2 separate regions of the Homo sapiens genome follow, and region 2 is linked to region 1. Evidence: chromatin loops called from intact Hi-C (ENCODE). Cell type or tissue: Calu3. All regions are shown on one strand. Links, peaks and the distances in the headings refer to the core of each region. The heading gives the core; the rest is flanking DNA.

Region 1 (14,876 bases), core at 4,431-12,430:
TGTGTGTATATGTACATATAAATAAAATTCCTTGTTTAGAAAGCAGGAAGTAAGAAATGAACTCTGTTCTCTTTTGGTATTCTGATTGTCTTCATAAATTAGTAACTCTATATGTTATCACCTTTATGCAAATTGTCTTTAATCAGGTCATGTTAGACAAACTTAAAAAGATGTGACTCTACTTAAGATTAAGCTGCGTACGAGTCCCCAGAGTCCAATAAAACTCTTTTATCTGGAAGCATATGAAGTTAATATTTAATTCTGGGGTTCCTTCTCTTTTTTAGAGATGCACTCAACAAAATGAAAGATGTATATGAGAAGAATCCACAAATGGGGGATCCAGGGAGTTTGCAGCCTAAATTAGCAGAGACCATGAATAACATTGACCGCCTACGAATGGAAATCCATAAGAATGAGGTAGATTTGTTATTCAGCACTTGTCAAGATAAATTATTTTTATAAACTTCATTATGATAGATTGGTTTTTGTTAGAATTATCTTCAAATGTTTATATTTAATGTTAGGGTTTATGATCTAAAAGTATTATTGTGATGTGTGTTATTTAATCTCATTAAAGTTTTTTATTTAGACCTTTATATAAGATTAAACATTTATACTATTTTTTTGAATCAGCTATAAAGTTGATCCTTTGACCAGTTTGGAATAAAGGTTTCACATCTCTAAGAATTACATAATTATAAAAACTTAAACACATTTTAAATGTAGATATCTTATGAGCTTTTAAACATATTTATTGAGCTCAGTTGTTTGCTTATTTTTTTTCCTAAGGCTTGGCTCTCTGAAGTCGAAGGCAAAACAGGTGGGAGAGGAGACAGAAGACATAGCAGTGACATAAATCATCTTGTAACACAGGGACGAGAAAGGTGATTTTTTGTATTTTATTTGTATTTCTTCTCCCCAGAGTTTTCTCACCCTTTTGTCCTAAACTTTATACAATTCGTTTTTTTCTTCCAAATTTAACAAGTTAAGCTTTTAGTAACCTCAGTCTTTTGAACCTAAGTAATTTTCTTTAGTGATAATTACAGGTGAAGTAGGAAAGTTCATCTTGCTATTCAATCCTAGTTTGTCATGCATCCAAACACAGAGCTAGGAACATAGAAAATTCTTGGAGCTACAGTCTGAGGGCCTAGGCTCCTCGGGCATGGGAAGGTTTCCTAAGGTTCAAGTGGAATTAGGGTCGCTTATGCCAAAGAAAAATTTTACTATCAAATAGCTCAGAGTTTTGTGAAGAAAAAAAAATGTATTGTTAGTTTGGACCAGAGCTTCCAAAAGACACTTTGCTAAGTTTCTGTACCACTTGTGACATTTCTTTCTTGATGTATTATATCTTTTTTTCCAGACTAAAAGTCCACAAATTAGGATTCACCTTAGAGAAAAATGTGAGAGGCCTAGTAACAACTCTTAGTTTTCTACTTAATTACAGTGTAATCTGAGCAAGTTCATTTTTAATGCTCCCTAAGTCTCAATTTCCTGAAATATAAAATGGAGGTTAAAATATCCACCCTTTAGGTTTGTTAGTAAAAAAGTAAATAATACACATAAAGCACCTAGTAGTAAATAGTGGTAATAGTAGTATCACTTCTTGAAAGAGTACATATCTTTAATCTGTTAAGAGATACCCACAAATTACTGGTTTTTGTTATTAGGTAAAACTCAGATTAAAAGGATCTAATTTCTTTGGCATGTGTTATTTCTCTGGCTTCCAGGCTTACTGAAAGTACTGTTAAAATCTAATTCTGTAAAATTTTCCATTATTAAATCTAATTCAGTCATTTGATTCTTCAGCAAAATTATTAACATTTTTCTCTGATTTAAAAAATTTTAAGAAAAATAAATTGTGTTTGTATTACCTGCTTTTTTGGATTTTTTTAAGTTACCAACTTCCCTGTTACCATGATTAGTTGGAAATTTACTTTACTTTTTATTTTAGTTGAGAATCTTTTAATTTTCAGTGACAGAATGAATACTTTACCCATGCTGGCTTAAACTAAAAATGGACTTCATTGGCTGACTTCAGGGAGAGCTTGATCTAGGAGCTCAGATGTTATCCCTAGGACTCAATTTCTCTCCACCTCACAGCTGTGCTTTCTACTGTGTTGGCTTCCTTTTAAGGCTCCAAAGCTCTAGGCGAGTATTCCTGCAGGTTTCGAGTCCAGTAGAAAAGGGACAGAGTGAATTCTCTTCGAAGAGTCCCAAGCAAAAGTTTCTGTGCATTTCTTAAATCTGATTAGGTTACAGGACTTCTTGTGAACTGGTTATATAGATGATTGCTCTGATGGGCCACTCCAGATTCAGAATAGAAACAATCCACCTGAAGCGTGTGAACTAAACATGGATATGCATGGATCCCTTAAGGAATTTTAGGATGATAAATTTGGGATGATGGAAGACAAGGGTCTAGAACGTTTTTCTGTTTTATGTCTAGACCGAGTGATAGTGAGGTGTATTTACTGAATAATACTTTGTGCCTAGAATATTGTAATCTTGTAATTTTTTTTTAATTCAGGAAATTCAGCAAAGCAGCATTTTGTATTAGAAGTAATTTGTATACTTGACATTTGAAAAAAATAGGGCTTAAGTGGAAACTGTGTCATTAATATTTAATTTTTGGAATTGATCCTGAGGTGATCAATTTATAAATAATATATAGAATTCTCATGTTTATGATACTTGATCAGAGATAATTTTTTGTTTTATAGTCCTGAGGGAAGTTACACTGATGATGCAAACCAGGAAGTCCGTGGGCCACCCCAGCAGCATGGTCACCACAATGAGTTTGATGATGAATTTGAGGATGATGATCCCTTGCCTGCTATTGGACACTGCAAAGCTATCTACCCTTTTGATGGTATGATTTTCTTAATAATATTGTATGTAAAAAAATTGGTTCTTTAAAAGTATTTACATCAAGTCACTCACTGTAGTATCCTTATTTAAGTAATATATGTTGTCAGAAAATTATTATCCCATTTCTTTAGTATGCATACTTTTGTTATAACTGTATTACAAATGTAGATATTTTTCTTCCGTACATGGAATTAAAAGGAAATTGCCCACGTTACTAGCATCCTAATACAGATTATTAATTAATTATCAATTTTGGTCAGTGCAGAATTTTCACCAGAGTCCTTACTGTGCACATGTCCTAAACAAAGTCGAGGCAGCTTGAACATGTAGCTCAACCCAGGAAGCGGGATGCTGGCGGATGCCACTTCATGCTCTTCCTTGTAGCTTACTAACATTAAGAGACAGGTACAAGGCATAGCTAGCTGAATGCCATCATCATATACTGAGTCCGTAGGCCACCTGTTTAGATGAAAGTGGGAGAGAATGTAGTAGCTACTGACTATGTTATCTCTTACTCTATGAAAGTTGAAGAACAAACTCTGGAAGGGAAGTAAGGCACTGAGGCCTTCTCCTGCAGATTTTTAGTTCCTCTTTATCCTGGACTGTGAAAAATACTTTCCCTCAACTAACAGGAGAACTGAGCGACACTTTCATAAATAAACGGTTGTAAAATGGTGCTTGATTTAAGGTCTTTCTCCCCACTTCGTGTTGGTTTAAAATTGAGCAAAGTCTCTAGTTACTTCTTATTAGAAAATATATTAAATTTAAGACCTTGCAGCCAAGTGCAGTGATGTGTGCCTATAGTCCCAGACACTTGGGAGGCTGCGGTGAGAGGATTGCTTGAGCCCAGGAGTTCGAATCCAACCTGGGCAGTAAGACCCTATCTCTAAAACAAAACAAAAGAAAACAAACTTGCTATAATGTAATCTAGAGAGTAGGGAAGCAATTTGGCACGTGTTAAATGAAGATTCAGTTGTGAAAATTGTTACTGCTAAGCAGGTTGGGCGTGGTTGGGGATAGAGAGTGAAAGAGTTGTGTATGGCCATTCTGTTTCTACCATCTCTAGAGTCAAACCCGTATTTTTCTCTGTTCTCCCTTCAGACTCTCTTTTTTCCTTCTTTCTTCCTGCTCTTTTGCTATCTGGTTACTGTTTTCCTAATCCATACCTGCTGAATTTTTTTAGATAGACTACTAAAATTTGGGAAAAGAGTTGGAATAGTGACATAGGAATTAGAATACCCTGTCAAATCATGTAATGTCACTGTGACTCAGTTAACTTCATCCGTTACATGGGGGTGATGTTATCCAGCCCTGCGGGCTTATTATGCAGCTCAAATGAGAGAATGTATATGAAAGTGCTGGGTAAGCCACAAAGCACAATAGAGATGTTGCTAGTGAGAGTCAGTAGTTCCAGGTACATTGAAATCTAGTAGGGTTTCATTGTATTTTGTGCATTGTATTAGTAACTTTAAAAAAAATTATCACAATGCTTAAATTATGCTTGTGAAAACTCTCATCTAGGACATAATGAAGGTACTCTAGCAATGAAAGAAGGTGAAGTTCTCTACATTATAGAGGAGGACAAAGGTGACGGATGGACAAGAGCTCGGAGACAGAACGGTGAAGAAGGCTACGTTCCCACGTCATACATAGATGTAACTCTAGAGAAAAACAGTAAAGGTGCAGTAACTTATATCTAAACTAACCAGGCACCTTTGTGCCATGTGTGACATAGGAAGAGTAACATAAAATGAAAACACATTCAACAGGTTGAAAAAAATAAGGAAACTTAAAGGGCATCCAAGATTAATTGTTCACTATGTGAGCTGAGTGTAGGCTTGATCTTGTGAATATTACCACAAGAAACATTTTGTGGCACTTTACTGTTTGAGTAACGTTGGTGTGAAGCTTAATTGATGCCTTTTGCTTTATGTCCCGCTTAAGTCTGTGTGAAGGATTTGTGTTTTTCTGCCTTACAAATAGAATTTGATTTATTGGGCAGGAATTCATGGATAGTAATGCTCTCTGCCCCCTTTACTTCAGAAAACACAGTGACTTTAGTGAATTTGAATAGTGAAACTGCTCTGAAATGCTATGGAAAGCCGACTCCCCAAAGAGTGGTTTCTTCTAGAAGTTTGAATTTGTAGCTACAGTTTCCAAGAAGAAAAATAGTAGTTGGATAATTTAGTAAAATAATAACATCATTTTCATTTTCTTACCTATTCTTAACTTTGGTTTCCTAAAGGAAGAAAATGAGCAGGTAGCACATAATCTATTTAAGTAGATTTAAAGAGAGTTTCAAAATAAATCTCCTGGTCTAGCTCTTAGGTGAATAAAATAGATTTTGTTTGAGACCTCAAAATATTTTGAGGTTAGCTGGTAATTTTCAATAATTTACAAGCTTCCTTCCAAACTAATCTCATACTTTTGTATGTTTCATCTTGAAAATATCTTTTGGGAAATACCACTTTAGTGATTATTTAGCATTTAGCAGTTACACATAGGAAAATACACAGTTACATAGAAAAATACACATTTGAAGATAGAGGAAACCTTGAATGGAGGGGAAGTGTTGACAAATTTTAATTTTTAAAGGAGAAACTTTTTGACTATCTGGGTTAGAGGAAGATATGTGTACCGCCTTTAGGGCATTTTGTTATTTCCGCTGAATCATTAGTTATTAGGATAGATAAATTTTTCCAATTAGTTTCAGCAAGCGTTGTTGGAAACACTGTGCAGTCAAGGATTGTGCAGTGCTGGTTGTGTGACCACACCCTGAGTCAGTGGTGTGGGGAAGTAAAGTGTGAAGAAGCAGTAAGATTGGTTTTTAATTTTGCCCATGTTTTAAATTTTCCTGGTGTTTTCGGTAGCTGACTATAAAATGATAGAGACATTTGGGACAGGCACTTTAAACTGAACACCCCTTTTGGTTTTACCAAAGGTCTTCAGTAATTGTTCTTTTCTTTTTCCTCCTGGACTGCAGGTTCCTGAAGAGGGTTTCTGAGGAAATGGGCAAGATGTTGAAGGAGGTTACATGCAGCTGCTTTTGGGGGAGGGTATTAGAGTTGTCAGGCTCAAAGAGAGTGAGAGAAGCAAGTTGCATGAGTGCATGCAGACATGATTTTTTTTTTACTAACTTCATTAGCATTTCCATACATTGTTTTTAAAAATCATAATACCAACCCTTAAGTTCCTAGTTCACAGTTATTCCCACAAAAGAAAAAGCCAACAATAGTGTACCATTTTTCTATTTATTTTATTGCTGTCTAATCAATAAAGAATGCAGAGCTGTCAAAAAATGTGTCTTACATTAGCTGTCCCAACAGGATTGTCTTCCCTCCCAGCTCTGTTTTAATTGGCTTTTAGACCCACTATCTGTCAGATCCTTGCCATCTGTCAGTGTCTGCCTGCGCCACCTCCGTGCTTGCTTAACATCCTGTTGCATGTCTAGCGTGATTGAGCTAGATTTTTCAGGCATGTCTTTAGATTCCCTTGTTCTTGTCAAAGCCTTGTTTTGTTTTACATTTGTAGTGCAAATCACTTTGTCAAACATCTCCAGCACTAATGTTTCCATCTTAGTATTTGTGCACACTGCTATAACTTCCCCACTGCAAACATTCCAGTTTTGGCATTACGAAGAAGTAGCTGTGAACCTGAAGTATTTATGATAAGAAAAAGAAAACATCTCTGCTGTAGCCTACAGCCCAGTTGAAAGAACTCTTTGAAACGTGATACATCTTCAGCACCTCAGTCTGGGAAGAATCTAGTCAGCACTGAAATCCTGGCATAATAAACACAGAAGATATTCACCACCTCAAGACAAAGGACTATTGTCAAAAGTCAGCTGCTTCCATTCAAATGCTGCCTTAAACTTGAGTGCCTAAATCTGTTGATTGCCAACACTACCACTACAGTATCCCACAAAGGGCTTTATGTGTCAGCTCAGTGCGACCTGCTTTAACTCTGCAGCACCGCTGCAGCTGCCGATGTAGCCTCGGTAGGTGGCTATTAGAGCTCTACCATATACAGTGGTGCATCTTCAAATTTATGCATCAAACTAAAGACATGTCCAAGTCCATTTTAATTTCCTCAGTGGTTTTATGAGAAGTTTTATGGGCCTCCCCCAATTGTCTTTTTATTTTGGGTTATGACGATCATGTTTGATAATTACAATGATAGTCTCTTTCCACGTGATGCTTTTGTTTGAACCTGATAAAATTTAGTGAAACTTTGTAATGATCTATGTGCACTTTTACTTGTAAAATGGAATTTCTGTATGTTTATACTTGTAAATATGATTGTTGTTAGTGCTCCTGTTGCTCATGGTGTCCTGCCTCGCATTTGTGATTCTGTTAATGACATGTATCTTAACTAATTTCTTAGTGGTGTTGTAATAGGGAGATGGGGCAGGTGGGGGGTTATTTGTACCACTGAATCTTCATTAATTTGGTTCTTTACTGTTTTGAGGGGAGAAAGAACGTGAAATGGTTTGTGTATTATTGAATTTTAAGCAATATTTTAGAAGCTGTGTGACTGCTTTAATAACTTTTTCCCAGTGTTATTTGAATCATACTACCCGTTATACTAAAGCTGAATGACAATTGTGTGAAAGTTACTGCCTTCATAAGATCAAGTCACCACTGTTACACAGCTGACATATAGTGTATTACCTTTGCAGCTAGTAAACTATAAAGTTTAGATATTGAATCTCGTTACAGGGTTATTTATATAATGTGACATTATTCAGTACTGACAGACTACATGAAGTAGTTTTAAAATCTAGTGCTATTTTTATTTTAAAGGTTAGCAATGAGGAGGAAATGTGATCTGGCTGTGTTTGTCTTCTGTACAAAGCCTGAAGTGCTTATGGTTTTTTGGCTAACAGCCACAGAGGGCAAAGTTTAAGACTTTCTTGTAAGGACTAACTGTTCTTTTCAAGCTACTGTTTGTTTTTCTAAAAGCAGGATTTGCTTCCGTAGGAGGCAAGTTCCTTGATGTGGAATAGTGCAACCTGTATATGGGTTATTATAATAGGAAAGACATTTGTACTTGCACAGTTTAAATCATTCTTAAATTTTGAACATGTGAATTGTCCCAAAAAATCTTTAATTTTTTGGTAATTTTTACTCTTTTTGTGCACATGTTGATTTCTTAATGGTAAATCCTTCATTTAAAGATAGTGTTCTCTGTTGAGAATATTTACATGGAATAAAACAATCTTTTCATGGCCTGTTAAGGTGTTTAGTGTGTGATCTTTCATTGCTATGTGAATCAGAGATGTGATGATTTTGTTCTTGAATGTGCCAAGTCTCAGATAATACAGAGTAGATGACAAATTCCATAAGTGGGACAAGTTTTTTTTGTTTTTTGCAAAGCAGTTTTGGAAATTGTATTCTAATTTTGGTTTCTCTAAGCTTTCCTAAAGGAAAAAAAAAGTTTGCTGTCTCTTTAGAGTGAATTTAAATTGCATGCAATAATTTGGATTTATCTTTCTTCTCCAGTAGCTGTGTTGCATAGACTTTCCTTTTACACCATCTGTCCACTGCAACCATACGAACTGTCCCTGTACCTCATAGCCCAATCTAGCCACTACACGCTGGACAGCATTTCCTGTGCTCCGGCTTGATTCCTAATCAGTTACAACACCCAAGTCTTCCTGGCATTTCAAAGCATGGAAAGAACATTTGCCATAATTAGTGACACATTATCTGTAACTTCAGGAAGTCTAATTTCAGAAGATTCACCTTTTAAAAAATGCAAATGTGAAACTATGACTGCAAACTTTTAGAAACTCAGAAAAGGGAATAAAATTCAGGGTAGATGCTGAACAATGAGAGGTTACGATTGTTGAGATGAAAATTTAGGGATCAATGCCAAGTTTGGAAGTAGGAACACACAAAACAATGAAAATAGCAGGAAAATAGTGTCAATTGTTAAAGCTTCAGATGGACAGAGGTTTGGGGTGGAGAGCTCAAAACAATGAAGAAAGCTTTTATTATCAAAACTAAGATCAGTGAAATCACTTCCTATTTGCGAGGGGAAGATAACGTCCTTGATAACAACAAATGAAAAGTCTCTCTAGTCTCATTGAAAAGGGTTTTATTTTGAAGAATGTACAGGTTAAGTATTCCTTATCTGAAATGCTGGGGACCAGAAATATTTCCGATTTTTTTTTTTTTAGATATTTGCATTACATACTTAACAGTTGAGCATCCTTAATCCCCAAATCCAAAATTCTCCAGTCAGCATTTCCTTTGAGCATCATGTCATTGCTCAAAAAGTTTCAGATTTTGGAGTTTTGAATTTGGGATACTCAACTTGTATTAGCTTAAGTAAAAAAAAAAAAAAAAAAAAGCTTAAGAAACAACCTATTTCAATGAGCTTATATACCTAGGATCAATGTATTCCTGAGTATAGTCACTGTCAGGAATTAGGGAAACTACAGAAAACATAAGATGCACCAAAAGATTGGGGAATTGGCAAACACACATTTTGAAGAGTAAATTCTGAGAAGTTGGACAACAACCCTTGAAAGTATTAGATGATGTTAGCTTTTAGGGGACAGTGTATTGGGCAACTGACTGAGGTTCCTAAGAATAAGCCATGTCAAAATAGCCTCATTTCTTTTGATACAAATGGGGGTAATTCTAAGACATAATTAGTGTCTTGCTTTCAACACAATTTCAGTTTGACAAGATTTCTCACTTGTTTTCTGTGAGTTGTGACAGCACTATTAGGGATATGGGAGCATTTGACGAACTGATTTGGTAAACCCAGAATCTCCATCCTGAGGAGTTTCTTGTGGATAATATGTATATGTATGTTATGAACCATTATAAGATAAATATATCACCCAGTTTAACAAGTAGAATATTACCAGGTGGGCACAGTGGAAGCACTGTCTTGAGTGTGGAGTGAGACAGACAAACTACAAGCTTCCAATTCTGGCAAACCAAGATGAGCAATCCCCAACCATCTTACTCCGTCTTTCTCCCTTTTCTCCATTCTCTTCTATGGCTGAGAGCTCCTGCCACTGGCTCTTGGCATATAGCCAGCACCCAGATGGTGCTGTGCTGTCTGATGAGGGTAGGAGGTGAGATGGCGATCCATTACCTGTTCCCTCTCTTCAGGTGCCAGGCAGTGGTTAGTAAACTAATGACAGTGGTCAGTTGAATGGGGGAAGTCACTGGAAGAGTTTGCAGTTCCTTGTGTCAAATCACAGGGGCATCATTTCCCTGGTGACAGCCATATCAAGCAAAAGATTATACCAACCCATTTGTTTAAACAAACAACTTGAAAATTATTAGTGATTTATAAATGGTTTGTGCTACTTATATCACTTGATAAAGTTTTATGTAGTTTAAATAAAATGAATTATCTTGTTGATTTGTACACTGATTTATATATTTATGAATTTAGTAATATCCCAGTTATCAAATATTTTAAATATTCCATTGTATCTTGAGACTTTTTCACTCATCATTTTTAAGATTTATCCTTGTTTATGCATAATTTTATTGTGTATAGTATTCCATTATAAAAGTATACACAAATTATCCATCCTCTTGTCGATGGACATTTGGGCTACTAGTTTTGCTAGTAAAAATATACTGCTTATGTGTATCTATGTACATGTTTACTGATTTCAGAGTTTCTCTAAAATTGTACCGAGGAGTAGAATTGCTAGGTTATGGTTATAGTTTTCATTACAATTTTAGATTCAAGGGGCACGTGTTCAGGCTTATTACATGGATATATTGTGTGCTGCTGAGCTTTGGACTTCTAATGATCCTTTTGCCCAAGTAGTGAACATAGTAACCAATAGGTATTTTTTCAAGCCTTTCTCCCCTCTCTCACTCCCCGCTTTTGGGATCCCCAGTGTCTATTGTTTCCATCTTTATGTACATGTTTACCCAATGTTTTGCTCCCACTTATAAGTGAGGACATGCAGTAGTAGTTGGTTTTCTGTTTCTGTATTAATTTGCTTATGGCAATGGCCTCCAGCTGCATCCATGTTACTGCAAAGAATATGATTTCATTCTTTTCCATGGTTGTGTAGTGTTCCATGGTGTGTATGTACCACATTTTCTTTTTTTTTTTTTGAGATGGAGTTTTGCTCTTGTCGCCCAGGCTGGAGTGCAATGGCATGATCTCTGCTCACTGCAACCTCCGCCTCCTGGGTTCAAGTGATTCTCCTGCCTCCACCTCCTGAGTAGCTGGGATTACAGGTGCCCGCCACCACACCCGGCTAATTTTTGTATTTTTAGTAGAGACAGGGTTTCACCATGTTGGCCAGGCCGGTTTCGAACTCCTGACCTCAGGCCACCCGCCTTGGCCTCCCAAAGTGCTGGGATTACAGGCGTGAGCCACCATGCCTAGCCACCACATTTTCTTTATCCAGTCAACCATTAATGGGCACCTGGGTTGATTCTGTGTCTTTGCTGTTGTGAATAGTGCTGTGATAAATACACGAGTGCAGATGTGTTTTTGGTAGAATGATTTCTTTTCCTTTGGGTATATACCCAGTAATGCAATTGCTGGGTCAAATGGTGTAATTTTAGTTTTTTGTTTTTTTTTTTTTTTACTTTTCAGTAGCCATTCTGACTGGTGTGAGCTGATATTGTGGTTTTGATTTGCATCTCTCTGATGACTAATGATATAATTTTTTCATGTTTGTTGGCTGCTAGTATGTCTTCTGAGAAGTGTCTGTTCTTGTCCGTTGCCCACTTTTTAATGTAGTTATTTTCTTGCTGATTTAAGTTCCTTATAGATTCTGGATATTAGTCCTTGGTCAGATGTGTAGTGTGCAAATATTTGCTCCCATTCTGTAGATTGTCCGTTTAATCTGTTGATAGTTTCTTTTGCTATGCAGAAACTCTTTGGTTTAGTTGGGTCTTAGTTGTCAACTTTTGTTCTTGTTGCATTTGCTTTAGAGGACTTAGTCATAAATTCTTTGCTTAGGCCAATATCTAGAAGAGTATTTTCTAGGTTTTCTTCTAGGCTTTTTATAGTTTGAGGTCTTTCAGTTAAGTCTTTAGTTCATCTTAATTTTTGTATATTGTGATAAGTAGGGGTCCAGCTTCATTCTTCTGCATATGGTTAGTTTTCCCAGCACCATTTATTGAATAGGGTATCCTTTCCCTATTATTTATTTTGTTGACTTTGTTGAAGATAAGTTGTAGGTGTGCAGCAGCTTTATTTCAGGGGTCCCTACTCTGTTCCATTGGTCTATTGTGTCTATTTTTGTACCAGTACCATGCTGGTTTGGTTACTGTAGCCTTGTAGTATAGTTTGAAGTCAGGTAATGTGATACCTTCCACTTTATTCTTTTTGCTTAGGATTGCCTTAGCTATTCCAACTCTTTTTTCGTTCCATATGAATTTTAGAATAGTTTTTTCTAATTTTGTGAAAAGTGACATTGGTAATTTCATAGGAATAGTGTTGAATCTATATATTGCTTTGGGCAATATAGACATTTTAATGATATTGATTCTTCCAACCCATGAACACTGATTGATTTTCCATTTGTTTATGTCATCTATGATTTCTTTCAGCAGTGTTTCAGCAGTCCTAGTTTTGTTTTGGTTTTTTTTTTTGGTGACTATTGTAAATGAGATTATATTCTGGATTTGGTTCTCAGCTTGAATGTTATTGGTATGTAGAAATGTTTCTGATTGTTGTACATTGATTTTGCATCCTGAGACTTTGCTTAAGTCATTTATGAGGTCTGGGAGTCTTTTGGTGGAATCTTTAGGGTTTTCTAGGTATAGAATCGTATCATCAGCACAGAGAAAATATGACTTCCCTTTTTCCCAGTTGGGTGCCTTTTATTTGTTTCTCTTGCCTGACTGCTCTGGCTAGGACTTCCTTAATTTTCATTTTTAAAATATAATGCCACATTTTCCTCCCAAAGTTATTGTAATATTTTTACACTCCTACAAGCATCGTATAAGGGTTATTCATGTTCCATATCCTGGCCAGCACTTAGGATTCAGACTTCAATTTTTGTCAGTTAAAGGATATAAAAGAGCATTTCATTGTAGGCCTAAATCGTGTTGCCCTGATGATTGGTGTTGTGCATCTTCGTGTTTCTATGTTTCCCCTTCTTGTAAAAACCCTGTTTTATCTTCATCCTTTTTTTTTTTGGTCAATTGTCTTTTTATATTTATTCATGGAAGCTCTTTGTGTATTAAGGATGCTAATTGTGTTAGTTATCTCTTACTGTGTAACATAGCTGGCTGATTTTGGCTAAGGGTTTCTCATGAGGTAGCAGTCCAACTGCTGGCTGAGGTTGTAGTCACCTCAAGGCTTTGACTGGGGCTGGAGAGTCCACTTCCAAGATTATCCATGTGGTTGCTGGTAAGCCTCTGTTCCTTTCCTTGCTGGCTGTTGGCCAGAGGCTACAGTTCCTTGCTATATGGACCTCTCCATAGGGATACTCACAAGGTGGCATCTTGCTTTCCCCAGATTGAGTGATCCAAGACTCAAGACAGAAGCTACAGTCTTCTCATAACCTATCTCAGATGCAACATTTCTGCCCTGTGTGCTTGGTGGCACAGACAAAGCCTGGTATAATGCAGGAAGGGACAACACAGAGTGTGAGCACCAGGAGGCAGAGAACATTGGGGACCATCTTGGAGGCTGCCTACCAACCATAGTATTCTGTTGTCCATTTTATGTGTTGTCAATATCTCTGATTTTTCAGGTTCTCTATGATGTCTTTTGAATGGAATTTATTCATTTTAATGCAGATTAATCATTATTTTATAATTAATGCTTTTTCTAAGAAATTCTTATTTGATTCAAAGTAAAAGATACTTTCTTCTAAAAGTATTATGATTTTGCCTTTCACATGTAGGTTCTTAACTCATCCAGATTTTATTTCTGTATATGATAAGAGGTAAGAGGCCATTTTCCCCCTTTCATTTGCTTAACCAATTGTTCAAGAATTAAAGTCATTATTTCCCCCATTTATCAACAGTTTCACTCTGTCATGTTAAATTTCTGATGAAACCTTAATTACTATAGCTTAATAATAAGCTTTTATATCTGGTAGACACCACCAACCTGGGACCACTGTAAATCAATTTCTTGGTTTTGGATTTTGTAATTTTTACTCCAGACCTGTATGAGGACAGGTGTGTGGTTGCCAATCCTCACTGAACACTATAGTCATTATAATTGTTTTCTTCCTGGAGCTGTATGTGAAGACAGTCATGTTTCCTGGCAACCTTCCTTTGCTGGCAGATGAATGTTTTCTATTCCATTAACAGGGACCCTTTAAGGATTCCTGCTTAATGGAGGCATTTTAAGTTCCCCCAAGACAGACTCTCATTCACTGAGCTGACGTTACTCTTTGCCTCTAGGTCTGCCCCGGCTCTTAAGTTCTCATGAGGAGTTGATTCAAATGTGCTGTACCTTTTTCAGGTGCGGCGGGGAGAGAAGTTTGTTCCTTGGGGATTTCTATCAAGGTTGATCATACACTAAAAGGTATGTTTATTAAAATGTATTCAGGATTTAGTTAGTTATGGTGAGAGGGCTAAGAACATCTGAACCACCATATTGCCAGAAGTAGAAATGTGCTTTGGTTTTTTTCAACAAAAAATAACAACGTGGCACCTTTTAAAAAATGTGGCACATTTTTAAAAACCATCATAGGGTGATAGTTAAGTTACAGTGTAACTTCTGTAACCAATAAATCATATTTTTTAAAGGCTATTTAACATCATGAAGAAATTTTCACAGCCGGTTTAAGATGAATATAAAAGTTGGTATGGTCCTAATATTATTTAAAATAGAAGAAGGAAAAACAGATTATTAAAAGAAGTTTGACAGTTGATGGCAGAGTAACAGAATACGTTAAAGTCTTATATTCCAAATTTTGTACAATAGGGAAAGTTGAGAGGGATATTGCTAAACTAGAAAGAAACTAGAAAGTATCCCCTTTGCAAAATGAGAAACCTAGAAAGCCAACCTAGGAAACTCATTGTTGTACTTATCAGCTAGAG
Region 2 (16,504 bases), core at 4,472-12,471, 300 kb after region 1:
CTTGTCTTGGGAAACCATGTGGTGGGTGGGACAAATGAAAATAAAAATGTGCCTAAGGTTCTTGAACTAAGAACTGTGAGGAATTGAAGCTGAAGGTAGATGTCTTCAGTCTGAGAAGCTAAGTGTTCTGTTCGGTAACAGAAATGAAATGTACAGCTGAGTAGGAGTGGGGTAGGGAGCTGCAGAATGTCCCTCCGGTTGCAACAAATTTAGCTGATGCTGTATCTGTACTGTCCTTTGTTTCTGCAGGATGTGGGATTTCTTTATTAAGAGCTACTTACTAATATAATAGCAAATATTTGTTACACACTTACCATGTGCCAGAACTGAGACAAGTCCTTGAGAGGATTAACTCTTGCAATTCTCATAACAATTTTATAATTTTTCAGGCAGAGAAGTTAAGGATCATGTCCTGCAAATAAAGGCTGAACCAAGATTTGAATGACAGGGTCCTGACTCCACAGGCTGTACTCTTAACTGCTACTACCACAGTTTTTGTTTGTTTGTTTTTTAAATCTCACCCTTTAAAAATTCCTTTTTAGGTATGTTTTATTAGTAGTATAATAGAGCATCCTGGTTCCTTGGGGGTCCAAACTGAAAAATTTTTACCGGTAGGAATGCCCAGTCACATTATGCCACTTTTTCACATGCTACCTTGCTTCATTTGCTTATTGCTTCATATTCATAAATCGTATTTCTCCTAGGAAATTTGGAGTGTCCTTGAAGGTAGGAATTATGTCTTAAACTTTCACTTGGTTCCCACAGTAGGCCTAACTGTATTGTCCCTACTCATTGAATTGAATAAAACTGGTACTCCAGCAACCTTATACCTCTGGAGTAAAGCAAAGCTAGTGCAAATATATACAGTAGAAGTATAGTCCATTTCCAGAGCTTCTGGGAAGGCCGAAATCACTAACCACACAGTAACTTAAAAATAATCCTGCTGGCCAGGCACGGTAGCTCACGCCTCACTTTGGGAGGCCGAAGCAGGCAGGTCACAAGGTCAGGAGTTCAAGACCTGCCTGGACAACATGGTGAAACCCCATCTCCATTAAAAATACAAAAATTAGCCGGGTGTGGTGGCACGTGCCTGTAATCCCAGCTACTTAGGAGGCTGAGGCAGGAGAATTGCTTCAACTCGGGAAATGGAGGTTGCAGTGAGCCAAGATCATGCCATTGCACTCCAGCCTGGGTGATAGAGTGAGACTCTGTCTCAAAATAAAAATAAAAATAAAACACCAACATGAAACCGTATTTAATTTAGGGCTTTGCTGTCCAGCGAACTCAAACTGCAGATGTGCTGCAATCAGCCTAATTGAAAGTGGTTATAACCCATGCTTTGACTCCCTCTGTTGGCAGGAAGAGGTTGCTTTCTCACTTGCGGGAATTCTTAGCTCAGGTTGTATAATGGCTGTTTACTACAGATACAGCCTGAGAAAATTCAGCCAGATTAGATAAGGGGAAGACAACACCCACTGAATCTTTCTCCCCAGATGGCAACTAAATACTCTTTTCATTTTTCTTACATGCTAACATTGCTACCTATAAACTGCTTAGTTAATTGTTCAGAGAACCACCACACACCTGACCTTGTTTGGCTGTGACTTTCTTCTTTTTTTTTTTTTTTTTCTTTTGGAGATGGGGTCTCATTCTGTCGCCCAGGCTGGAGTGCAGTGGCGCGATCATAGCTCACTGTAACCTCAAGCTCCTGGCCTCAAGTGATCCTCCCGCCTCAGCCTCCAGAAGTGCTGGAATTACAGGCGTGAGTCACTGCACCTGGCCCCAGTCTTCTAATTGCAGGGTATAAGAAGTACAACCTTGATAGCTCACAGAAGGCTGCACAGGGAAAGCCTGGCTTTCCCACACTGTCTGCTAACACTGTATCTCTAATATTTTCCATGATACAGGAATTTTTTTGGCTTCATCTAGTGGAATAAAATATCTAAAATTATTCGTTTGAATCATTAAGTGGAATCAAACACATACACATCTTTCCTTAGCACATTGTTTCTTTCCCAATTCCCCCTTTCCAGAATTTTTATATACGCATCTCAACTGTCACTTAATCACGTCAATGACTCCTCATCATTTGAGATTTGGCTCCAATACCCCAGGCAGAATTCCTCTGTATGGTTTTCCCACAGGCATACAGAGCATCTCTTCTCCCATTTCGGCTGTGAGCAACTCCTAAGACCAGTGGAGACCCTGAGATGCCACCAGTGCCTGGCATATTTCAGAATTCAAAAAAGATTTGTTTAAATAAATACAATTTAAAACCATATTCCATTTTAAAGGCTAATTTTATCCATATGAGAATTCTCCCTGCATGCAATGTGAAGACATTTAATTCATTAAAGGGGCATAACAATTTTATATATATATATATATATATATATATATATATATATATAAAACTTTGTTTACATTAGAGTATAATTAAATAGGCCTGGCACCAATCAGGGCTCTGCCACTTACTGTTTGGAGAAGCGATTCACAATTCGCATCCTTGCACGTTCTTCCTAGATGTGCCAAGAATGCAAGACCCTGATCACGCTTTACTTGGGCCATTTCTCAGCGTTGTGTTTGCAGCGAGCAATCTTGAGGGATGAGGTAATGTCTCCCTATGGAACAAAGAGCAGGCTTGCTTACTGCTCACTATAACATGGTGGGTTCCCCAAGCTCAGCATTCCTCTTCTGTAATGCAACCCATCTTGTGTGTAAGCATGCATCTGGGCCCGTGTGCTTCGTTCCTGTGAGAACTGGGGTCCAGGGAGCCAACTCAAAAATGGTGATACTCTGGCTATTGCTTTTGTTGTAATAGTCTTTTATCTCTGACTCAGAAGTCTGGTGTGTTCTGTCAGCATTCATGAAACCGTGAAAGCTAACGTGTTAGTTTGCAAACATAACAAAATATGATTCATCACAGTTCTCCACGCTCACTAGCTGGGCGTCCCTACACGAGTTTTTTAACCTCTCTTAGCTGCAGTTTCCCTTCTTTATATTATAAAGGGGACGGTGGTGTGTATGTACCCGCCCCATAGCTTCGTCTTGGGGTTAAGTAAGACTGTAAAATCCCTACCACACTGGACTCTTCCCAGGACTTCCCTTTCCCTCTTTGAACTCTGCCAGAGACTATTCTGCATTTGAGGCCTGGCGATGCTGGGCAGGGGCGGGTATGGGTGAAGCACAGGGTGGGCCGCGGCTGGCGGGTTTGGTGCAGAAACGGGCTGTGGCCGAGCCGAGAAAGCGCGCCCAGCGGCCGCCCTGCGAATCCTCCGTAGGCGGGGCCGGGACTGCTGTGAGCTAATAGGAACGGGGGCCGGGCGTTCGGTCTCGCCGCTGCAGTCGCAGAGCAACCACGCGGCTTTGACCGTCTATTTCAAAGGGCTTCGGGGTCTTGCGGATGGGGATCACTGCGGGCACTGGAAACCTGCCGGCCCCCACCCAGCCGCCTCTCAGATTCGTGGCGACCGCACCCTTCTGGGCAGCGGCGCCAGGCCCGCTGCCGTCCCCACCGCTCGCAGCCACCAGGAAACCCCGCGGCCGCGCTCGAGCGCGCGCCCTCCGACCACATGCACCCGCATACGCATGCTCCCAGCGCTCCCACGCGTGCTGACACCCTCCCGGCTTCCGCCCACGCAGTCGCGGGCCCCGGGCGCGCGGGCTCGGGGCAGCTGCGCGGCGTCCTTGGAGGCAGGTGCTGGCGGCAAGACGAGCTCTCGGAGGATGCTGCGGCGCGGGGCGCGTCGCCCCCCTCAGTCCACCAGAGCCCGGATACCTCAGAAATTCGGCTCTGGGTCTGTGGGGAGCGAAATGCAACCCAAACCCCGTTTTTCGAACCCCGCGCAAATAAACACGCACAAGCACGCACACAGACGTCGCGCGGCGGCGCTCGCGCGCAGGTCCAGCCGCGGCTGGGTCGGGCGCGGCGGCCGGGCGCGAGGGAAGAGCCCAGGCCCGAGAGGGGTCGCCGCTTACGTCTCGCAGCCCGAGGGGAGGCCGCTCGGCCTCGGCCGCTCACAGGCGCGACGTAAAGGCCCGGCGTCACCGGCCCGGCTTAACGGTGCAACGGCTGGCCTGGGCCTGCAACTCTGGGGTCCCGGCCGGGCTGGAGCGGCCGCCGGAGAGACCTGGTAGGCGGGGCGCTTGGGGCAGGAAGGGAGCCGGGGAGGGAAAAGCGCGACTGTGATTCGTACGGCTGGGCCCGGACCGTGAAGGGGACCGGGTTGCGGCTGCCCTCACACCGACCAGGTGGGACCGTCGGACTGCGGCCGCCCTTGGCTCAACTGGGTCGCCGACCTTGTTGAGGGGCGACCACTGCGGGGAGACCGAGAGCCTGCGGCTGGCGTTTGAGGCGGATGGCAGTGCCCTGAGCGCGGCGGCTGGGTCTCGGTGACACTGACGACGGGAGGCGCGGTCGGAAGAGCGCGGGGCCGTCGCCTCTGGCTTAACATAGCAGATGCGCTGAGACTCCAACAGGTGGCTCCGTGGCGCAATGGATAGCGCATTGGACTTCTAGAGGCTGAAGGCATTCAAAGGTTCCGGGTTCGAGTCCCGGCGGAGTCGTAACGCTTTTTTCCCTCCCCCCTACAATTTATTTTCTGCCTCCATCATGTCTCTTATTTTTTTTTTTTGCTAAACGGTTTAACTTCTCTCTCATTCCCTGCTCTCGCAGTTCACTGCATTCGGTTCTTGCGGTCCTTTCTTAAGCGGCTCGCAGGGTCCCGAGCCCCTCAGCTCCCCGGGCCTCGGTGGCCCAGGGCCCAGCTCAGCCGACTGGGCAGTCGATGTAGGTCCTGAGAAGAGCGGCGGCGGCGGCGGCGGCGGCGGCGAAGGAAAAGCGACACTGAAGCGAAGGCTCGCGGTTTCGGCCTAAAGGAAAGTGCAGGGGAGGCCCGGGTCTCGGGTGACACCCCCACGCCTTGAGCGGGACTGTGGTTGCGAGGGAGGGACGAGAAAACACGCCTACGCCCTGCGTGCGCTGTGCTGACTACCTCTCCAGCATGGAGGCTTCCAGATGAGCAGACACCCGAATCCCAGCGGGAGCCCGTCAAAAATGGAGATTTCTGCCGTCACTCTGGGACTCTTAATTCGGTCCGTCTGGGGTGGGGCCCAGGAATCTGCATTTCTGATAAGGTCACCCGCTCCCCTCCCCCATTATTCCAGTGCAAAGAGGTCCTAGGCCCAGTGCCCATCAGCTCCTCAAGACAGGAATTACTATATCTTTTTCTGACAACTGTTAACTTTGTACAAGGTTAGCAAATAAATCCAGGAATGAATGGAATCTTAAAACTCGTAAAACAACAATGAAAGGTAATTCACACAAAAGATACAAAATCCAAAATTGTCAAAAAAGATACAGGGAAAAGTAAACATCCATGTTATTCCTATAGTCCAGCCTTGCAATTCTCTCCACAAGCCATTAGTGGTAATGGTTTCTTGGAAATATTTTCAGATTTATTTTATGCCCATATCAGCATTTTTAACATCTTTTGTCATAAATATGTCGTAAATAACAATGTTATTGATACATATCCTTTTAAAAACACAATGGTAGTATGCTATACTGGCTTGTTTTACTTATGAATATATGTAGAGCTGCCTCGTTCCATTGTACGTATGTATGGTAATGATTTAACAGTCCCTAATAGCTGGACATTTAGATTGCCAGTATTTTCCTATTACAAACAATGCATCAGTGAACATCCTTGTTCTTTTATTATTGTACACAAGTACAGGTACATCTATCTGTAGGATAGATTCCTAGAAAGTTGAATTGCTGGTTCAAAGGTTTGTGCGTTCTTAATCTGTACATTTTTTAATATATATTGGCAAATTGCCCCATAGAGATTGTATCCATTTTTCTCTCCTTAGCAATGTGTGAGAGTGCCTGTTTCCCCACAACTCACAAAAGGTGGTTTCTAGCTGTGATTTTAATTCGTCTCTTATATTGATTTTTTAAAATTTGTATTTATATTATTATTATTATTATTTGAGACAGGGTCTTGTTCTGTTGCCCAGACTGGAGTGCAGTGGCACTATCACAGCTCATTGCACCCTCAACGTCCTGGGCTCAAGCAGTGCTTCCACCTCAGCCTCCCAAATAGTTGGAAGTACAGGCACATGCCAACACACCCGGCTAATTTTAAAATTTTTTGTAGAGATGGGGGTCACTCTATGTTGTCTAGGCTGGTCTTGAACTCCTGGACTCAAGAAATCCTCCCATCTTGGCCTCCCTAAGTGCTGGGATGACAGACAGGAGCTACTACGCCTGGACTGTGTCTTTTATTATGAATCAAGATGAGTACCTTTCCATACAGAGAATAATTTGTAATTTTTTTCCTGTGATTTATCTGTTCTTGAGTTGTGTTCATTTTTCTGTGGTATGATGGAAAACAGCCCTTTGTGATATATGTTACACTTATTCTTTTTCAGTCTTTTTGTCGTTTGACTTTGTTTATGGTATTTTGTTTTGTTTTTCTGTCTTACAGAAATTCATGATTCATGTATTTGGATTTATCAGTCTTTTATGGCTTCTAGGTTTGGGGCCATAATACACTCAGATTATTAAGTTATTTCTTTAATGGCTTTATTTTTATGGTTTTGTTTATCTTTGCTTCATCTGGAATGTGTTTTTGTATAAGGAGTGAAGTGGAAGTTTTGTCCCAAAATCACTTTTAATGAACACTCCTTCTTTTCTACACGATGTCATTTGAAATGCCACATTTATAATTTTTTTTTTTGAGACAGAGTCTTGCTCTGTTGCCCAGGCTGGAGTGCAGCGGCACAAATCTCAGTTCACTGCAACCTCCACCTCCCAGGTTCAAGCAATTCTCTTGCCTCAGCCTCCTGAGTAGCTGGGATTACAGGTGCATGCCACTACGCCCGGCTAATTTTTGTATTTTTAGTAGAGACGGGGTTTCGCTATGTTGGCCAGGCTGGTCTGGAACTCCTGAGCTCAGGCGATCCATCTGCCTCTGCCTCCTAAAGTGCTGGGATTACAGGCAAGAGCCACCACATCCGGCCCACATTTATAATTTTCTAAATTCCCACATGCATATGGGTTTCTGGATTCTCTGCTGCATATGGGTTTCTGGATTCTCTGCTCTATTCCACTGACTTTTCTGTTAATTTTGATTCACCAGAACTGTGCTGTTTTACCATTTAGTAGGGTCAGTCCTTGTAGGGTCCAGCCCCACAGGGTCAGTGGGTTTTCGCCCCATGTGTGGAGACGAGAGATTGTAGAAATAAAGACACAAGACAAAGAGATAAAAGACAGCTGGGCCTGCGGGACCACTACCACCAAGATGCGGAGACCAGTAGTGGCCCGAAATGCCAGGCTGCGCTGATATTTATTGGATACAAGACAAAGGGACAGGGTAAGGAGTGTGAGCCATCTCCAATGATAGGTAAGGTCACATGGGTCACGTGTCCACTGGACAGGGGGCCCTTCCCTGCCTGGAAGCCGAGGCAGAGAGAGAGGGAGAGAGGAGACAGCTTGTGCCATTATTTCTGCATATCAGAGACTTTTAGTACTCTCAGTAATTTGCTACTGCTATCTAAAAGGCAGAGTCAGGTGTACAGGATGGAACATGAAAGCAGACTAGGAGCGTGACCAGTGAAGCACAGCATCACAGGGAGATGGTTAGGCCTAGTCAGGCCCTCCACAAGAGGTAAAGGAGTAGAGTTGTCTCTAAACTCCCCTGGGGAAAGGGAGACTCCCTTTCCCAGTCTGCTAAGTAGCAGGTGTTTTTCCTGGACAGCGACGCTACCGCTAGACCATGGTCTGCTTGGCAACGGGCGTCTTCCGAGACGCTGGTGTTACCGCTAGACCAAGGAGCCCTCTGGTGGCCCTGTCTGGGCATAACAGAAGGCTTGCACTCTTGTCTTCTGGTCACTTCTCACTATGTCCCCTCAGCTCCTATCTCTGTATGGCCTGGTTTTTCCTAGGTTATGATTATAGAGTAAGGATTATTATAATATTGGAATAAAGACTAATTGCTACAAACTAATGATTAATGATATTCATATATAATATCTATGATCTATAGTATAACTATTCTTATTTTATATATTTTATTATACTGGAACAGCTCATGCCCTCGGTCTCTTGCCTCAGCACCTAGGTGGCTTGCCACCCACAAGTCCTCTCTTGTTACTCTTTTGTTTTTTTAAACATTTTTCTACTCATTCTTGAATTATTATTTTTCCTCAGTGAATAATAATAGCACTTATTTGGCATTTGTTATATGACAGGTACTATTCTCAGTGCTCTATGTATCTTCATTTAATCCTCCTGACAGCCCTACCAGGCAGATACTATTATCCCCTTTCATGGAAGAGGCATCTGAGACAGAGAGGTTAAGTAACTTGTGCAAGGATACACAGCTAATAAGCAACAAGCCTGGATGAGAACCCAGAAAGGCTGGGTCTATGGGTAAAACCACAATTCCTTATCATCTTTTCACATGAGCTTTAGCTACAGCTAGTCTGGCTCTAATTTTAGGAGGTATTTTTGTTGGAGTCATGTTATATTTATAGATTAAAATAGAATTGGGCCAGGTGCTGTGGCTCATGTCTGTAATACCAGCACTTTGGGAGGCCAAGGCAGGTGGATTACTTGAGGCCAGGAGTTTGAGATGAGTTTGGCCAACGTGGCGAAACCCCGTCTCTACAAAAAATATAAAAATTAGGTGGGCATGTTGGCACATGCCTGTAATCCCAGCTGCTTGGGAGGCTGAGGCACGAGAATCGCTTGAACCTGGGAGGTGGAGGTTGCAGTGAGCTGAGATCGCACCACTGCACTCTAGCCTGGGTGACAGAGCCAGATGAGAGAGAGAGAGAGAGGGAGGGAGGGAGGGAGGAGAGGGAGGGAGGGAGGAGGGGGAGGGAGAGAGGGAGGGAGGGAGGGAAGAGAGGAGAGAGAGAGAGAAAATGAGAATTGAACTAATTAGGATGTTGAGTCTTCCTGTGTAAGAGCAGCAGGAGGAAATAAAGAACAGCTATGCCTTTTCATTTTCAGTCCTGTGCTCTTCTGGAGTGTGTTAAATATAAATCTTGATTTTTTTAACTTTATTTCCAGATAGTTTATCTTTTTTGTTGGAATCCTTTCCTCCACTATATTTTGTAACTGGTTATTATTTATATATAAGAAGGCTTTTGATATTTTAAATAATTTTATATCTCATTAAATTATCTTACTATTTAAAATAGTTTTTCAGTTCTAAATCACAATGAGATACCACTTCACACCCAGTAGGAAGGCTGTAATAAAAAAGACGACAATACAAGCATTGGCAAGGATTGGAACCCTCATTCATTGCCAGTGGGGATGTAAAATGTGTGGCCTCTTTGGAAAACAGTTTGGCAATTCCTCAAAAAATTAAATATTAGAGTTACCATAGGACCCAGCAATTCCACTCCTAGGCATATCCCCAAGAGAACTAAAAACATGTCCACACAAAAATGTGTATAGGAATATCCATAACAACATTATTTTTGTTGCGGTGGTTGAGACAGGGTCTCGCTGTGTTGTCCACGCTGGAGTGCAGTGGAGTGCAGTGGCATGATCACAGCTCACTGCAGCCTCGACCTCCTGAGCTGAAGGGAGCCTCCCATCTCAGCCTCCCAAGTAGCTGGGACTACAGGCGTGCACCACCATGCTTGGCTAATTTTTGTATTTTTTGTAGAGAATGGGTTTCACCGTGTTACCCCAGGCTGGTCTCGAACTTCTGGGCTCGAGTGATTCGCCTGCCTCAACCTTCCAAAGTGCTGGGATTACAGGTGTGAACCACCATGCCCGGCTAGCATTGTTTTTAATAACCAGAAAGTAAAAATAATCCAAATGTCCATCAAATGATGATTGGATACACAAGATCTGGTATACCTATTTGATGAAATATTATTCAGCAAAAAAAGGAATGAAGTAGTGATTCATGTTACAATATTAATAAGCCTTGAAAACATGCTAAATGAAAGAAGCCAATCACAAAAGACCACATATTGTATGATTCCATTTATATGAAATGTCTAAAATAGGCAAATCCATAGAGACAGAAAGTAAATTAGCGGTTGCCAGGAATTGGGAATGGGGAGAATGTGAAGTGACTGACTGCTAATGGGTATGGGGTTTCTTTCTGGGATGATGAAAATGTTCTGGAAGTAGTGGTGATAGTTGCACAACTGTGAATATACAAAAATCCATTGTATTATACACTTTTCAAATGGGTGAATTTTATGATAAGTGAGTTATATCTCAATTTAAAAAAGGAAAAATAGTTTTTCAGTTGACTAAGTTGTGTTATCTAGAAATAGCCTCAAATTATAAGTTTACTTTTTCCTTTCTAATTTTTATGCTTACTATTATTTTTCTTGTAATAGCATTAGCTAGTACAGTAATCCAGAAAATGTTAAATAATTTTTCATGATAATGGTGATAGTGGACTTCTTTGACTTGTTCCTGGTCATTATAGAAATAGAAATGCTTCTTCACTAAGCATGATGCTGGCTTTTGGGGTTGGTGTGGCATGAGCACACACATGTTTTATCACATTAAGAAAATACCTATCCCTATTTCTTTATAATCTATGGAGATTTTTCTTTGATCTCATATTGCGTGATATATTAACAGATTTTGTAATATTTAACTCATTTTACATTCTTGAAATGATCCTACCTGGTTGTGGTGTATACTTATTTTAATATTCTAACATTTTACAATTTTTGCATAGTTAGAAAAATTGACATTTATTTATCATAAAATGAATAGCATGTACAGCATTGTTTGTAATGGCTCCCAAATTGGAAATAATCTAGATGTTCATCAATAATAGTCTGTTTAAAGAAAGTGTGGTAGAGACATAGAATTAAATACAACGCAGACATTTTAAAAATGAGAAATATCTATATATATTGCTATATCCAAGAATATCCAAGATTATGTGAAAAAAGAAGATATGCAGATGAATATTTTAAATGAGATTCCATTTGTGTTAAATAATGCCCATAGTAACAGTAGAAATTATGTATGTTTACTCCTATCACTGTGCATGCATAGATGATTTCCCGAAAGATATTCAAACAATTAACAGTGGTTACTTTAGGGTAATGCTGGTTTGGGGGAAGCAGTGGTATGAAGGGAGGGAGCATTCCTTTTTACTGTATACCTGTATGTAATGTTTCAGGTTTTTTCTTAATAAGCCATCTTACCTTTATAATAAAAAGTTAATTTTTAAAAAGTTAAAGGTCGGCCAGTTGCGGTGGCTCATGCCTGTAATCCCGGCACTTTGGGAGGCCGAGGCGGGTGGGATCACCTAAGGTCGGGAGTTTGAGACCAGCCTGACCAACATGGAGAAACCCCGTCTCTACTAAAAATACAAAATTAGCTGGGCGTGGTGGCGCATACCTGTAATCCCAGCTACTCGGGACACTGAGACAGGAGAATCGTTTGAACCCAGGAAGTGGAGGTTGCAGTGAGCCAAGAATGCACCACTGCACTCCAGCCTGGGCAACAAGAGCAAAACTCTGTCTCAAAAAAAAAAAAAATTTTTTTTTAATGCTAAAGAGGAAGGAAAAAAGAGTACCTACGTGTTCCTGGATCACCTTCACACAGGTAGCTCTAATACTGCTTATCCATTAAAGATTTCTCAAACTTGGTTTTTAAAAAACATTTATTGACCCCTTATGCTCTACTATATGCCTGATTTCAGTGATTAATAAGCCCATTAGGAGCCCATCTGTTAAGCATCTCTAGGAACTCCTCCTGATACTATTGGAGAAACATATAAACTAAATATCTCTTTTCAGAGTGATTCCAGCAGGAATCATATCCTGTAAGTCTTGTACACTGTGTTGAAGAGTGTGGACTTCACCCTAAAGGCAATGGGAAGCCACTGAATAGTTTTTAGTTGAGAAGCAGTAGGATTAGATGTGTGTTTTGTACCACTGTCTGGCTGCAATGTGGATCACGGGCTGGAATAACACAAAACTGGAAGTTGGAAGACCAGCCCAAGGTAGTTGGAGCTATCTAGGTAATAAAATGATGAGGACTGGAACCAGGGAGGTGGTTTGGAGAGAAGGTTAAGTATACAAACTGGAGATGTTTCAAGGGAGGCCAAATTGATGGGCCTTGATGAATTAAGGGATGTAAAGGAGAGAGGGAGCAGTCAGAATGACTCCCATTTCTAATTAGGCAGATGGGTGGGTGCTGAAGTAGTCACTGGGACCACAAACAAAGGAGTGAGAAGTGGGTTTGGGGATGGGGGATGGAAATGAGCTCAGATTTGCATATGTTGAGTTTGAGGTCTGTGGAACATCCTGGCAGCTGGATATACAATGCCAAGCACATAGCAGGCTCTCAGTAAGTATTTATAGAATGAAAGAATATCAGGAAGAGGAGAATTATAGGAAGGGAGAGGGAAAGAAAAGAAGAGAAGGTCTGGAGCTCAGGAGAGAGATCTATGCTTGGGATTTAAAATTCATTATCCTACAGATGGCACTTGAAGCTCTGGACAAAGATGAGATTGTGTAGGGAGAGTGTAGAGTAAGAAAAGATGGGCCAGGCGCGGTGGCTCACGCCTGTAATCTCAACACTTTGGAAGGCTGAGGTGGGTGGATTATGTGAGGTCAGAAATTCAAGACCCGGGGTGGAGCCAAGATGGCCGAATAGGAACAGCTCCAGTCTACAGCTCCCAGCGTTGAGTGACGCAGAAGATGGGTGATTTCTGCATTTCCAACTGAGGTACCGGGTTCATCTCACTGGGGAGTGTCGGAAAGTGGGTGCAGGACCGTGGGTGCAGCGCACTGAGCGTGAGCCGAAGCAGGGCGAGGCATCGCCTCACCCGGGAAGCACAAGGGGTCAGGGAATTCCCTTTCCTAGTCAAAGAAAGGGGTGACAGACGGCACCTGGAAAATTGGGTCACTCCCACCCTAATACTGTACTTTTCCAATGGTCTTAGCAAATGGCACACCAGGAGATTATATCCCACACATGGCTTGGAGGGTCCTATGCCCATGGAGCCTCGCTCATTGCTAGCACAGCAGTCCGAGATCAAACTGCAAGGCAGCAGCGAGGCTGGGGGAGGGGCGCCCGCCATTGCCGAGGCTTGAGTAGGTAAACAAAGCAGCCCAGAAGCTCGAACTGGGTGGAGCCCACCGCAGCTCAAGGAGGCCTTCCTGCCTCTGTAGACTTCACCTCTGGGGGTAGGGCACAGCCAAACAAAAGACAGCAGAATCCTCTGCAGACTTAAATGTCCCTGTCTGACAGCCTTGAAGAGAGTAGTGGTTCTCCCAGTACGCAGCTGGAGATCTGAGAACAGACAGACTGCCTGCCTCCTCAAGTGGGTCCCTGACCCCCGAGTAGCCTAACTGGGAGGCACCCCCCAGTAGGGGCAGACTGACACCTCACATGGCTGGGTACTCCTCTGAGACAAAACTTCCAGAGGAACGACCAGGCAGCAACATCTGCTGTTCACCAATATCTGCTGTTCTGCAGCCTCCGCTGCTGATACCCAGGCAAACAGGGTCTGGAGTGGACCTCCAGCAAACTCCAACAGACCTGCAGCTGAGGGTCCTGACTGTTATAAAGAAAACTAACAAACAAAAAGGACATCCACACCAAAACCCCATCTGTACGTCCCCATCATCAAAGACCAAAGGTAGATAAAACCACAAAGATGGGGAAAAAACAGAGCAGAAAAACTGTAAACCCTAAAAATCAGAGCCCCTCCCCTCCTCCAAAGGAATGCAGCTCCTCACCAGCAACAGAACAAAGCTGGACGGAGAATGACTTTGACATGTTGAGAGAAGAAGGCTTCAGATGATCAAACTACTCCAAGCTAAAGGAGGAGGTTCGAACCCATGGCAAAGAAGTTAAAAACCTTCAAAAAAAATTAGATGAATGGCTAGCTAGAATAACCAATGCAGAGAAGTCCTTAAAGGATCTGATGGAGCTGAAAACCAAGGCATGAGAACTACGTGATGAATGCACAAGCCTCAGTAGCCGATTCGATCAACTGGAAGAAAGGGTATCAGTGATGGAAAATCAAATGAATGAAATGAAGCAAGAAGAGAAGTTTAGAGAAAAAAGAATAAAAAGAAATGAACAAAACCTCCAAGGAATATGGGACTATGTGAAAAGACCAAATCTACATCTGATTGGTGTACCTGAAAGTGACGGGGAGAATGGAACCAAGTTGGAAAACACTGCAGGATATTATCCAGGAGAACTTCCCCAATCTAGCAAGGCAGGCCAACATTCAGATTCGGGAAATACAGAGAACGCCACAAAGATACTCCTCGAGAAGAGCAACTCCAAGATACATAATTGTCAGATTCACCAAAGTTGAAATGAAGGAAAAAATGTTAAGAGCAGCCAGAGAAAGGTTGGGTTACCCACAAAGGGAAGCCCATCAGACTAACAGCTGATCTCTCAGCAGAAACTCTACAAGCCAGAAGAGAGTGGGGGTCAAAATTCAGCATTCTTAAAGAAAAGAATTTTCAACCCAGAATTTCATATCCAGCCAAACCAAGCTTCATAAATGAAGGTGAAATAAAATCCTTTACAGACAAGGAAATGCTGAGAGATTTTGTCACCACCAGGCCTGCCCTAAAACAGCTCCTGAAGGAAGCACTAAACATGGAAAGGAACAACTGGTACCAGCCACTGCAAAAACATGCCAAATTGTAAAGACCATCGAGGCTAGGAAGAAACTGCATCAACTAACGTGCAAAATAACCAGCTAACATCATAATGACAGGATCAAATTCACACATAACAATATTAAACTTAAATGTAAATGGGCTAAATTCTCCAATTAAACGACACAGACTGGCAAATTGGATAAAGAGTCAAGACCCATCAGTGTGCTGTATTCAGGAAACCCATCTCATGTGCAAAGACACACATAGGCTCAATATAGAGGGATGGAGGAAGATCTACCAGGCAAATGGAAAAAAAAAAAAAAAAAGGCAGGGGTTGCAATCCTAGTCTCTGATAAAACAGGCTTTAAACCAACAAAGATCAAAAGAGACAAAGAAGTCCATTACATAATGGTAAAGGGATCAATTCAACAAGAAGAGCTAACTATCCTAAATATATATGCACCCAATACAGGAGCACCCAGATTCATAAAGCAAGTCCTTAGAGACCTAGAAGGAGACTTAGACTCCCACACAATAATAATGGGAGACTTTAACACACCACTGTCAACATTAGACAGATCAACGAGACAGAAAGTTAACAAGGATATCCAGGAATTGAACTCAGCTCTGCACCAAGCAGACCTAATAGACATCTACAGAACTCTCCACCCCAAATCAACAGAATATACATTCTTCGCAGCACCACACTGCACTTATTCCAAAATCGACCACATAGTTGGAAGTAAAGCACTCCTCAGCAAATGTAAAAGAACAGAAATTATAACAAACTGTCTCTTAGACCACAGTGCAATCAAACTAGAACTCAGGATTAAGAAATTCACTCAAAACTGCTCAACTACATGGAAATTGAACAACCTGCTCCTGAATGACTACTGGGCACATAACGAAATCAAGGCAGAAATAAAGATGTTCTTTGAAACCAACGAGAACAAAGACACAACATACCAGAATTTCTGGGACACATTCAAAGCAGTGTGTAGAGGGAAATTTATAGCACTAAATGCCCACAAGAGAAAGCAGGAAAGATCTAAAATTGACACCCTGACATCACAATTAAAAGAACTAGAGAAGCAAGAGCAAACACATTCAAAAGCTAGCAGAAGGCAAGAAATAACTAAGATCACAGCAGAACTGAAGGAAATAGAGACACAAAAAACCCTTCAAAAAATCAATGAATCCAGGAGCTGGTTTTTTGAAAAGATCAACAAAATTGAGACCGCTAGCAAGACTAATAAGAAAAGAGAGAAGAATCCAATAGATGCAATAAAAAATGATAAAGGGGATATCACCACCAATCCCACAGAAATACAAACTACCATCAGAGAATACTATAAACACCTCTATGCAAATAAACTAGAAAATCTAGAAGAAATGAATAAATTCCTCGACACAAACACCATCCCAAGACTAAACCAGGAAGAAGTTGAATCTCTGAATAGGCCAATAACAGGCTCTGAAATTGAGGCAATAATTAATAGCTTACCAACAAAAAAAAGTCCAGGACCACATGGATTTACAGCCAGATTCTACCAGGAGTACAAGGAGGAGCTGGTACCATTCCTTCTGAAACTATTCCAATCAATAGAAAAAGAGGGAATCCTCCCTAACTCATTTTATGAGGCCAGCATCATCCTGACACCAAAGCCTGGCAGAGACACAACAAAAAAAGAGAGTTTTAGACCAATATCCCTGATGATCATCAATGCAAAAATCCTCAATAAAATACTGGCAAACCGAATCCAGCAGCACATCAAGAAGCTTATCCACCATGATCAAGTGGGCTTCATCCCTGGGATGCAAGACTGGTTCAAAATATGCAAATCAATAAACGTAATCCAGCATA

What was found. A loop is a pair of places that touch in the nucleus more often than their neighbours do. Peaks named below come from ENCODE experiments on the same cell type or tissue, not always from the same donor. Only the 100,000 strongest peaks of a DNase experiment are listed, where the experiment ranks them.
Region 2: a loop joins it to region 1, with 2.7 times the contacts of the local background. A loop is called at or near these places in 6 of 110 quality-filtered maps.

The regions. Positions count from the first base shown.
Region 1 is chr1:93,546,558-93,561,433 of GRCh38, forward strand. FNBP1L (formin binding protein 1 like) reads left to right here. Exons shown (of 17, transcript NM_001164473.3): 13 at 285-417; 14 at 790-884; 15 at 2,721-2,869; 16 at 4,390-4,548; 17 at 5,852-8,104. The coding sequence ends at 5,859. Among named protein-coding and RNA genes, the nearest start is that of TRC-GCA7-1, 38 kb to the left of the region's middle. RefSeq lists a silencer at 6,115-6,409 and an enhancer at 6,457-6,985. In Calu3, for the core only: no CTCF peak of the experiment used is centred there; DNase peaks (open chromatin) are centred at 6,754 and 7,754.
Region 2 is chr1:93,843,092-93,859,595 of GRCh38, forward strand. TRR-TCT1-1 (tRNA-Arg (anticodon TCT) 1-1) reads left to right here and starts at 4,482; the gene lies at 4,482-4,566. It overlaps MIR760 (microRNA 760), which reads left to right and starts at 3,741; the gene lies at 3,741-3,820. It also overlaps a transcript of BCAR3 not described here. RefSeq lists enhancers at 3,032-3,161, 3,837-4,627, 4,842-4,891 and silencers at 3,292-3,351, 3,442-3,821, 4,002-4,141. In Calu3, for the core only: a CTCF peak has its summit at 7,813 (motif pointing left); DNase peaks (open chromatin) are centred at 4,940 and 7,810.